3 separate regions of the Mus musculus genome follow, and all the other regions are linked to region 3. Evidence: chromatin contacts called from ENCODE Hi-C or POLR2A ChIA-PET data. All regions are on one chromosome and are shown on one strand. Each heading gives the region's core, a stretch centred on a gene start or an enhancer-like site at or near the end of the contact. The rest is flanking DNA. Distances are from core to core; before and after follow the strand shown.

Region 1 (3,641 bases), core at 5-2,504, 100 kb after region 3:
AAGGCCAATCCCTAATTCCCTAGAACTAGGGTTACAGGCAGTCATGAACTGGGAACCAACTTGAGTCCTCCGGAAGACAGTAAGCACTCAAATATTGAACCAACTCTCCAGTCCTTAGGCAGGGCTGGATTCTTTTTTTAAAGACAGTGTTTCATGTAGCTTAGGCCGACCTTGAACTTTTGATCCCCCAGCATTTGAAACTTACCCAAGCGTACATCCAGCTTTAATTAAACTGAGGTGCCCATTACTATGTAGTCCATCCTGGGCTGTCCTGGAATTCACTATTCTCAAAAATCCTCCTGACTCAGCCTCCCAAGTGCTAGAACATTGCTGAGTTTAGAGCTACTCCTAGGGGAGGTGGCAGTTCGGGTATATAATACAATAAGTGTCTGTTGCACAGATCCTTGCATACAGTAAGTGCTCGGATCTTGAGTGTTGAGGTCTCCTGTCTAAGGCTGCACATTCAGTTCCGACTACTGATACTCAAGTCGGCTTTTATTATGCACCCATTTGTTTAGTTCATTTATCCTACGTATGACCATCAGCTTGCTACCATCTATGCTCCTGTTGCAGGAACGCAGCACAGCAGAGTACCAAAGGCTAAATTCCACAGGTGTGGGACTAACACTTCCCTAAGTAGCAGAGACTGGACCGGGCCCCACAATCCCAAAGAAACCAGTGACGAGGTACCCGTGGAGGCGGAGGCGGAGTGTCTGACATTCCTCACAGGCTCCGCCCAACACCTTCCCAGCAAAACAGAGGAAGTGGGTGCTCCCCCCACTCCCGCCCCCGAACCCCAGCCTTGGTCGGCCTCCGCCTTCCTCAGGCAGTGACGTCACAGGCTGCCGGGCGAGCGGCTCCTCATCACTGTACTTGTGAAAAAGCCGTGGGCGCCGGGGTTTCTCACGGCCCGGACTCTCACTCCGATCCGGAGCAGAAACTTGGACTCACCTTTACAGTTGCCCCGCAGAAACTTCCGGGGAGGGAGGGTGAAGGAGGGGCTGCGCGCGCATCCCCCACCGGCCGTGCGACAGCAGCGAGCAGACGCGGCCTATTTCCTCTAATACAGGGCATCCGGACAAGCTGTGCCCTGCTGGAAACTCCATTTCCCAGAAGCCTGAGCGACACGCCTGATTAGTCCATCCCCCTAATTGCTCACCGTTATTCGGCCTTCTCTGGGGCGGGCTTTTCCTTCTACTGCGCATGTCTGACGTCAATCTTGATGAAATACGTGACAGCCACCAATCAAAGGTCCTGTTGTCATTTTTAAACTCTCCTTGCTTCTGTGCTCTCTCTGTAATCTCAGTTTTGCCTTCAAACTGTATCTATGGCAACCCGCTGTCACCTCCAAATGGAATTTTCGGGGTGTAGAAGGTGAAAGTAGTCCTATAACAGGGTAGTGGGCCATCCAACCTTGGTGTCACTTAGCCATGAATCTGTTTCCTCTCTACTTCCTAGAGGGCTCAGTGGGTGGAGACCACAGGTGGTGGGTCCTGGAATTTGGCGCGGAGTTACCTGGGTGGGATAAATTTGAGGAGAAGTTTCTGGAACCGGAACTTCCTCGGAGGAATTTCCCCCTGTACTCTGAGGGAGCCCTCCTCATGAGGAGTTGGGTTTTCTTGGGATCCTGGAAAGCATATGTTCTTTGGGTTGCCAGCCATGCTGAGGTACGGAGACACGGAGCCATGCCGAGGTACGGAGACTAAGCCCAGGCGCCCATGGCCTTAGTCCTCTGTGGCCGGGGTGGGAGGCCCTGACAGAATGCTGAACCCTTGAGTGCTCACAGCCGGGCGTAGGCCCGGCTCTTAAGCGGGGGTTTCCTCTCGCGACCAATACCTACAATAATGGCCCAGAGACATCTATTGCTTCAGTTTCGGGGTATCAAACCCCCTCTTGGGCTTCTAAAGGCACTTAGGTGTACACACATAGCACTTTGAAGCAGTCATAAACAAATTTAAAAGGAAAGATTATTTGTATCTATTATTTGAGCATCTCAAATATATACTGTTATGTTCTATTTAAAAAGCCAGGGAAGCCAGGGATATGTTTGGTAGGGCGAGGTATGGTGCTGGGGAAGGGGGTGCCTCTGCGGGCCCATGCTGAGGCATCCCTTCCCCTTGAGGTACCAACCACAGTGGGTATAGTGTAGAATAGAGTTTATTTAGGGCATGGGGAGGGGAGTTGAGAGGTAGTAGAGACAGAGAAAGGTAGGGAGAGGGAGTAGAGGCCGGCCATGAACACGTGTAGAGAGAGGGGAATAGGGCAAGAAGGGACAGAGAAGGAAGAGAGTGTGGGGACTGAGGGGCAAGCAGCCCCTTTTATAGTGAGTCAGGCATACCTGGCTTTTGCCAGGTAACTGTGGAGTGGAGTGTAGAAGAAATGCTAACATTCCTTTGTTTTGGTTTAATTTTAAAAAAGGAAAAATTAGAAAGAGGCAACGGTGAAGCAAAAAATAGGGTCATCATGATCTTTAGCTAACTTTCTGTTGTTATTGGGGCAGTGTGTCTCTGGGAAACCTAAGAAGATGGGGGTGGGGATGTTGGTGAAGTCTTAGGAGAATTGGCTGTGTCCTTGCTGCTCAGGGTCTGTGGAACCAACTGTGGATAGATCAGAAGGAGCAGGTCCAGTAGAAGTATCTGTGGCTGTAAGAGAAAATTGGAGCATCTATGGGTTGTTTCTCTGGAGCTGTCTTATGTGTAGATTTTGAGTAAACGCTTGGATTTGGCAAGATGCTGAAACACACACACACACACACAGGAGGTAGAGAATAAAGTTAAGTACGTTTGGGAGAAAAAAAATTAGGTCTTTGGGGTAAGAGGAGTCCCAATCCCAGGAACAGGAGAGCAATCTCACCCTCTGGAATAGGTAGCCAGTGAGAACGTAGGCTATTGCTTGGCAGGTGTACTTACCTGGATGGAGACTATTTAGTCCATAAGAAGTAGATTGGAGTGGGTTTCCTGTAGTTTGTAAGTTTATAAAAGAGATAAATTTGTTAACAGCATGAATAGTCTTTAAGATGAGCTTAAGGAGGACAAAAACTTTTCATGGAGCAGAAGGAGCAAGAAGGGATTTTTTTTTTCTGTCTAGGATACTGAATGTGTACGTACATATATTTCTACATATGTATATATATATATATATATATATATATATATATATATGTATATATATATATTTACATATGTATATATATAGTAAAATGAGAAACAACCTTAAGTCCATTGTTAAAAGACAACCAAGGAAACTTGTATTTGAACTTGTGAATATGAAAGTGGATCATATAGTGGAATGTCTTTTATTAGGGTTAGGCTGGTTTACAAGAACTCCACTGGTTAATGTTAGGACAATGGCATAGCAAGGAGAGGAAATCTGAAGCGTTTAGTCACTGGAGAGCGAGTTTAGATAAGGAAGTAGCAGAAGGTTACACCTGTGAAAGGTTACATAGGAACTTGTGTATCGTTATCATGAAGTCTGCGAGCAAGGCAGACCTGTCTGACTTTGGTAAGAGATCTGGTAGTCTTAGCTAGTTAACAAATTGACTAATGAGCTAATATAGTTGTGGATTACCTTAGAGTAAGGAGTTAAGTCTGTTTTCTAGCCATCAAGCTTAGCTGTCAAATCTGGGAAGAATAAATTATAAT
Region 2 (3,706 bases), core at 9-2,508, 80 kb before region 3:
AGCTGTTTACATAGATCAGGCTGGCCTCAAACTCACAGAACACTACCTTCTATTCACAAGGACTCAGTGCTGCCTCTTCCTAGGTCCCAGGACATAACTACCTTCTAGACCCATTCTGGGGGTGTCAAATTAGAAAAGCCTGTCAGGGGTGCCGTTTTGTTCATGGGGATAATAGACATGGACTCTCCCAAGTCCCTTTGCCCCAAATTTCTCAATAACCCCGGGCATTGGTGTTCTGGGGGCTTTGACTTCCCTGCAACTAGTGAACCATAGAACCTAGGGAGTCGGAAGCAAAACAAACTGACCCAGTCCTCAGCTGTGGCTTTAACTGGCTTTTCCTTGAGTGGTTCTCCAGAACTGATGGAGGAAGCAATTTTGATCTTATGACCATTATAGGCAGATTGTCTTCGGTACTGGGGTTTAGGGAGGAAAAAAGAGTAACCTATATTGAAAAATGTTTAAAAACCAAAATAGTAATCCCAGTTTTCCATTTTTGAGCTGTAGTCTTGGGGAAGCCACTCAATCTCTTTGGACCTCAGTGTCTATGGTAACAATCCTTAACCGGCAGTCCCTCCTCTCATGGATAAGAGGTTTGCAGACAAGTCAAATTTCCAGGCGTTGTTTTTAGGGAAGGGAATGCTCCCGAGGCCGGGGCTCGGGAGTGGAGACCGACTGGGAAGAGGGAGGCGCCTGCGTAGTGGACACCTCACGGTCTACCGCCTCGCCCAGCCCCTCTCTGCAGCAGGGAATTGCAGGCATCGCTCCACCTATCGCAGTTCAGCTAACTGACAGGGCTTCTTTCTCCTTCCTTCTCTACGGATCGTCGCCCTTTTGCCCGCCCCCCACAACCGCCCCTTCGAGGGCGGAAGTATGACGCTTCCGGCGAATCGGCAGAGCCTTGCGAAGAGCAATCTCCTCACCCATTGGTCTTCTTTTCCCGAAGTTCCGCCTCCTTCGGCCTCTTACATCCCGCCCTACTGGCGCGGAGCTGGTAGTCCATCCAATTAGCGTTGGTCTCGGCCGTTCAGGGGGCGGTCCCAGAGTGTGTCATCGAACTCCCCCGTCTCTAGGGCAACGCCCCCTGCCTCCCTGCTCCGAACGGAAATAGCCCGGTACTGCACCAATCATCACCTGGTGTCTTTACTATTTAGCCAATCAGAGAGAGAGGAGGGCGGGCGTTCTATTGTGAGCGGCAGGGCTCTCAGCTAACAAGTGGCGTACGTTCCCGGATGACAATCCGTAGGGGCGGGTCTGAGGCGGGGCGTCGGCCTGCAGCCAGCCCGCCGCTAGCCCGCCCTCCCCCGGCCGGCTCCTCGGCGCCGTCTGGGGTCCTTTCCGCCCGGTGCCGCCAGCCAGCCCCGCGCCCGTTCGGCCAGGCTTGGAGCCGAGCCCTCCGCCATCATGCCGGCTGTATCCAAAGGCGATGGCATGCGTGGGCTCGCCGTGTTCATCTCCGACATCCGGAACTGTGAGCTCATGACCGGGGCCCGGGGGTCACGCGGCGACCGGGCGGAGGGAGCAGGGAAGCGCGGGGGTGTCCTCCCGGGAAGGACCAGGATGGCGCGGGCGGACGTGGCGGGAGGAGGTGGAGGGAATAGGGCAACGGGTTAGGTAGGTCATTCAGTGCCATCTCGAGCCTAGATGGAGGAAATCAGGGACGCAGAAGAGATGGGAGGCGGGCAACCACCTAGGGCCAGGGGCCAGAAGTTGGGGAACTGCCCAGGAACCAGAGATGATATAATTGGGGACAGCAGAAAGACCAGATATAATAAAGTGGGAAGACAGCAGAGGGACTCGAGATGATAAAGTGTGTGTGTGTGTGTGGGGGGGGGGGGGGATCAGGGTAACCAGAGATGATGAAGTGGGGAGATACCAGAGGAATCAGAAATAGAAATGGGGTGACAGCAGAAGGATAGAGAAGATAAGGTGGGGGACAGCAGAGGGATCAGTGATGGAAGTGGGGAAACTGCAGAGGAAGCAGAGATGATAGGGTAGGAACAACACCATAGGGCCCCCAGATGATAAGGTGAGGACATAGCAGAGAAACTAGAGATGATAAGGTTGGGGGGACAGCAGAAGGACCAGAGATGAAGAGGTAAGGGACAGAGGACCAGAGGATGATGTATGAAAAGACTCTACATGGAAGATTGTGTAAAAGACATGGAAGGCACCAGGTGTACTTGTGCAGGCCTTTAATCCTACTACCTCTGAGACACAGGTAGGCTGATGATCTCTGTGAGTCCATGACAGCCAGGGTTACACAGAGAGACCCTGTCTGAAACAGCTAACGTCCCCCTAATCCCCCACCCCCAAACAAGGACAGCATTGAAGAGGCTACATGTAAAAAATAAGGGACTATAGTATAAAGTCTTGGGGAACCTAAGATACCAGCAGGCTCTGGGAAGGTATCACAGAGTGAGTGTTTATGATGGAAGCAAGGTATCTTAATGCTCTGTGAGAAGAGCTCTATCAAGCTGGGGGAGGGGAAGTTTGTACCCTGAGGAAGGGAACAAGGCAGGCCTGGATCCAAGCCTTTTTTGGCTTATTACAGCAATATGAGGACCATAGTCCCTTCTAGGAAGGGTTGTAACAATGGCCTGGCCTGGCTGCTGGTCAGCTCTCAACTCCAGGGAGTAGATGCTCTGTGTGGAGCTGTCAGGACCCTTCAGAGGGTCCATGAGTAGATGTGGTCAGCCAGAGCTGGCTTTGTGTTACAGAACTCTGTCACTGGGTGACCTTGAACGAGGGACCTCACCTCTCAGTTTATTCCTGTCAGGAGAGGCTGCTGATGGCTTCTTAATGAGGGGTGGCTGGGCTGATGTGGGGTGAGGTCCTAGGCCAGGTCCTTGTAGCTGCTGTTGGCATTGGCTAACATCTAAAGAAGGACTCCTCCAAGCTGCTCGGGGGCGGGGGGGGGGGGATGTTGAGTTCAGTAGGTGTCAGCAAAAGGACAGTGGGAAGCTGTGTGCTCCCTTACCTGGGAGATGCTTCAGACCCGGTGAAAAGAGGCGGAGCTAGGAAGGGTTGTAGACTTTGGCATGGGTATCTGTTAAAAATGGGTGTGGTTTATCTGTTAACTACTGATGGGTGACCCTCTGCACCCCACTTAGTCCCTTTGGCTACCTCCATTTCTAATAGGATGTCACCCGCGGAGATAAGATGACTTGTTTATATGATGAATACTATTTGATTCCTCCTGTATAAAAGTCCCTATTTGAGACACTGGGCTTACAGCTCTGTAGAATTGCTAGCCTTGGAGCTGGGGCTGGTGTCCAGCAGTAGAGCATATGTGCCCAGCATCTCAGTGAAGGGCTGAGGGCATAGCTTGATGATAGAGCATCTACCTAGGATGAACAAGGTCCTGGGTTCCATCCCTAGCACCACAAAGACAAAACCAAAACAAAACAAAAAAACCCCAAAACTTCATGTTGTTTGGGCATCTGTTCCTTAAGAGAGATAGAGTAGCAGAAGGGAACACAGGCTGGTCTGCCATGGCTGGCCCTGTGGACAGTATCAGGACTGGAAAGGTCGTAAGTCCTGGGTGTGAGAGGAGCAGGGTCCATGCAGGGAGGTAAAGTGTTCAGAGGTGTTGCAGTTGGAGCATGCTTAGGCCAAGTACATGCAAGCATTGTACCTGAGTGAGGACTGAGGAGACATGGAGGCTGAAGGGCTCTGAGCACCACTGTAGCTTTTCCGTGGCTAAACT
Region 3 (3,584 bases), core at 319-2,818:
AAGTTTAGGATTATGGCTAAGGGCAAGAAAGTGACTGATCCAAGATGACACAGCTTCGGTCCTCACTTTCGTGAGGGCAAAGAGTGGCAAGTCTCAGCCTCTTTGCACGAGATCTCGGGGGCAGCCACAGCAGCAGTGTCACCGAGTGAATGACTTGTGAAGGCGGCTGGAATGAGGGCAACTTACTCCAACCTCCTAGGCCTATGGCCTCCTATGAGGCAAGACTCTGGGGCAAACCAGGAAGGGGGAGCTGTCCAGCGGGAAGGTGCAGGCCTCCCAGGACAGTTGTGAAGAGAGATAGAAAAGAAAACGGCCGCAGCACGGGACACGGTGCGGGACGTCCAAGAAGGATCCTACCACCGAAGTGAGGCCGCCGACCAGGGCTACACCACGCCCGCAGCCCAGAGAGGCCCCTGCTCTAGGAACACAACAGGAAATCCCGCCCCCGGTGGGGATCGGGACCGGAAGTCCCGCCCGGGGCGCCCCCTCACCCACCCGCGACCCCCAGCACACACAGCCGTATGGACATGGTTCACCGCCAGCGTGAGGGTTCCAGCCCGTCGGCACCCCCGCAGTGAAGCTCGTCTACACTTCGTCGCGAGTCAGACACATGGGGTTGAGCGTGAGCTCTTTCAGCAGTCGGCCAGGAGTCGCAGGACGATCACTGCCCCCCTGACCTATGCAGTCCATACCCTTCCCACGGGGGCTCGCCCTCCCACTGCCCCTCAACCTCAGGAAGGCCAGACCCTCCCCAAACCCCAGCTCACAACGCCGCCTCCACTCACGTGCCCGTAGCCAGCATGGCCGGCCAGGCGCCGTCGCCGCCCTCAAAAGGCATGGCGGCTTCTTGCGTCATTTCCGTGTGGCTGCCCCTCCTCCATTGTGTACACTCCCCCTCCCTTATCCTGCATGCCTCAAATCAAAATAGCAACTAGAAGCTCCGTCGGCAAGCCGTGGGCAAGAGCGACAGCAAGGGTGCCCACGGATGGAAAATACGGCAAAAGACTTTTGCTACTGTTTCGAATTGCCCGCAACAACTATGACCGCATGCCCATGCTCACACAAGCGTAGGCAAGCGGCATGACTGCATGCCCATGCTCACACGCAAGCGGCATGACGTCCCTCGTTCGTATTCAACGTCTGCTCCCGTCCCGACGTGGCAGTTAGTATGGCTTCATATGCCTATAAAGCATATGGACACTTCCTTCCGTCCACACTAGACCCCCTCCTCTAGGCCCTCGCTCGTTCCCTTTAACACAAAGCTGGCAAAGATTCAATATGGCAGCGTTTCTTGCTTCGGTTTGCCCAGTTTCAAGATGGTGGTGCAGTCCTCTTTCCACGGTGACTCAGAAATTTGGGGCAGCTTCGTTTCCAGGAGCACTGACGGCTTCACCCTTTATCCCGAGCCCCTCAGCGCCTCTGGTGCCATACCGCTTCTCTCACCTTTTCCTCTCTCCGTTTCGCTTTTCCAGCACCCCGCCGTCGTGCCCCGCAAAGAGATGGTAGTGCCCCGCATTAACATGGCTTCCACCAAGCCGCTCTGGTTTGTCCTCGAGAAAAACGGCACAGTATTGGCTTCGATGCCAGTATAAAATATGGAGAGGGCCAAGGAGGCGTTCCCGAGCGATCACGAGTTGGGCTGCGAGCATGGGTCCTCCTACTTGTTTACTTCGTGGCGAGAGTGGCGCAGTGCGCCTGCGCCGTCCCGCTGACCCTTGCCAACTTTGCGTTCTACACCTCGTGACCTATGTCTTCGAGTTTCTACTACCCTGTTCAAACAGATGGTCTCACCCACTGCAGCCTTAACAACCTCGGGGACGCTACCACTATCTAGCCTGGAAGGGAGCGTTATTTTTCCGGATATGACACCAAGTTGACCCGGAAAAGGAGGAGATAGGGGCAGTGGAACCTCCGCGGCGGCAATGGAAGGATCCAGCTACAGGGTAAGACTTTGGAAATCATTCCCTCGCTCATCTACAGGAGACGCCCCCCACTGATGGTCCGCTTCCACCTTCTGCTGTGCAGGGATTAGGCCGAGTCAACTTAGCAAGCACCAGCTTCTAGTTACGATGCTGTTGTCACTCTCCGCAGTCCTTAGGGAGAGCCTCCCTTAGCCCCGCCCCCTGGAAAACGCACGCCCATCTGGGGTGCGAGGCGGGACTGTAGACTCGCCACGCCCCATCTCCGCTTGTCAGTCAGGGGCTCTAGACCCCGCCCCTGGGGAAAACGCCTCCCTTAGACCCTTGGCTTTCACTAGGTGGTGTTTGAAAAGGGAGGCGTGTACCTGCACACCAGCGCCCGGAAACACCAGGATCCAGACTCGCTCATCGCCGGCGTCATACGAGTGGTGGAAAAGGTGGGCCGGGATGGAGGTGACATGTGTGGGAACTTCGAATTGAGGGATGAGGGGCATTCGGGTGACTCTACTAAGTCCTCCCCATGTCCCTCAGGACAGCGACGTCTTTCTGCACTGGGCTCCGGTGGAGGAGGCTGGAGACCCAACCCAGATTCTCTTCAAGAAGGTAGGCGACTCGCTCCTCTTCCCCACTCTAGTGGAAGGCAGGGAGTACTCGGGAACCTGTGAGCCTGTTTGCTTTCTGAAATGACCTAATGCCATATCCTTTTGGCTCCTTAGGGGACCCTGCTGGGTTCAGACTTCTCAAGGGGTGTGGCCTAGTTTTGGTCTGAGGCAGCTTTCTTTCCTCTCTGTTTGCTTTACGTTTATTTATTACATTTATTTATTGTGTGTGTGCATTCACATGCCACGGTGTGGGTGTGTGGAGGTCAGAGGATAACCTGTGGTAGCAGGTTCTCTCCTTCCACCGAGTGGGCTCCAGGGTTGAACCCAGGTTGCCGGTTTTGGCAGCAAGTCCAGAACCCTCTCACTAAGCGCAAAGATTTAGATTGTGTGGGGTGTGGAGGGGGTGTGAATGTGTGAGCATGTGTGTGCACTACCTGTGAGTGCATGCAGAAGACAGCACTGCAGACACATGCTGGAGCTTTGGATGGTATGTGGGGACTGGGATCTGAACTCTGGTCTCTGGGACTGTACAGTAAGCCTTGCTAACTACTACACTATCTTTCTGGCCATAGATGACTTATTTGCTTATTTGTGTGTGTTCTACTCGGAGGGGTCATTCATTTCTCCTTGTGGGTTCTCTGGACTGAACTTAGGCCATCTGTCTTACCCATTGAGCCTATGTCTGGCCCTGCTCAACAGTATCCCCTGTCTGTCCATCATCAGTGCCCCCTGTAGACTCACAGCTAGTTACAATGACAATGGCTACCACTTGAAGCTCTTTATTCAGTTACAGTGAAAAGTCAGAAGGACACAGAGGAATCTTGACAAGAACACAGAAAGGGCTGAGAGCAGGGGTGTGAGTCTGTTCTTTTCTTTTTTCTTTCTTTTTTTTAATAAAGGGTTATTTTTTCTTTCTTTTTTTTAATAAAGGGTTATTTTTTTTAAAGATTTATTTATTATATTTATATGAGTACACTGTCACTGTCTTCAGACACACCAGAATAGGGCTTTAGATGCCCATTACAGATGGTTGTGAGCCACCATGTGGTTGCTAGAAACTGAA

What was found. A loop is a pair of places that touch in the nucleus more often than their neighbours do. ChIA-PET counts read pairs that join two places held with the same protein, here RNA polymerase II (POLR2A).
Region 1: a map of T-helper 17 cell shows a loop between it and region 3 (2.2-fold over the local background). The contact joins the promoter of Zfp473 here to the promoter of Akt1s1 in region 3. A Hi-C loop is called at or near these places in 1 of 37 maps with a recorded cell type or tissue (T-helper 17 cell). POLR2A ChIA-PET finds 5 or more read pairs at or near these places in 4 of 5 experiments (Patski and embryonic stem cell).
Region 2: POLR2A ChIA-PET joins it to region 3 with 37 read pairs in Patski. The contact joins the promoter of Ap2a1 here to the promoter of Akt1s1 in region 3. POLR2A ChIA-PET finds 5 or more read pairs at or near these places in 4 of 5 experiments (Patski and embryonic stem cell).

The regions. Positions count from the first base shown.
Region 1 is chr7:44,745,962-44,749,602 of GRCm38, reverse strand. Zfp473 (zinc finger protein 473) reads left to right here and starts at 1,254. Exons shown (of 5, transcript NM_001289836.1): 1 at 1,254-1,693. It overlaps Vrk3 (vaccinia related kinase 3), which reads right to left and starts at 974. Exons shown (of 15, transcript NM_133945.1): 1 at 952-974.
Region 2 is chr7:44,927,042-44,930,747 of GRCm38, reverse strand. It overlaps Ap2a1 (adaptor-related protein complex 2, alpha 1 subunit), which reads left to right and starts at 1,258. Exons shown (of 24, transcript NM_007458.2): 1 at 1,258-1,468. The coding sequence starts at 1,402. It also overlaps a transcript of Tsks not described here.
Region 3 is chr7:44,847,208-44,850,791 of GRCm38, reverse strand. It overlaps Akt1s1 (AKT1 substrate 1 (proline-rich)), which reads right to left and starts at 1,568. Exons shown (of 5, transcript NM_026270.4): 1 at 1,444-1,568. Tbc1d17 (TBC1 domain family, member 17) reads left to right here and starts at 1,713. Exons shown (of 17, transcript NM_001042655.1): 1 at 1,713-1,943; 2 at 2,258-2,356; 3 at 2,451-2,522. The coding sequence starts at 1,923. Mir707 (microRNA 707) reads right to left here and starts at 1,093; the gene lies at 1,021-1,093.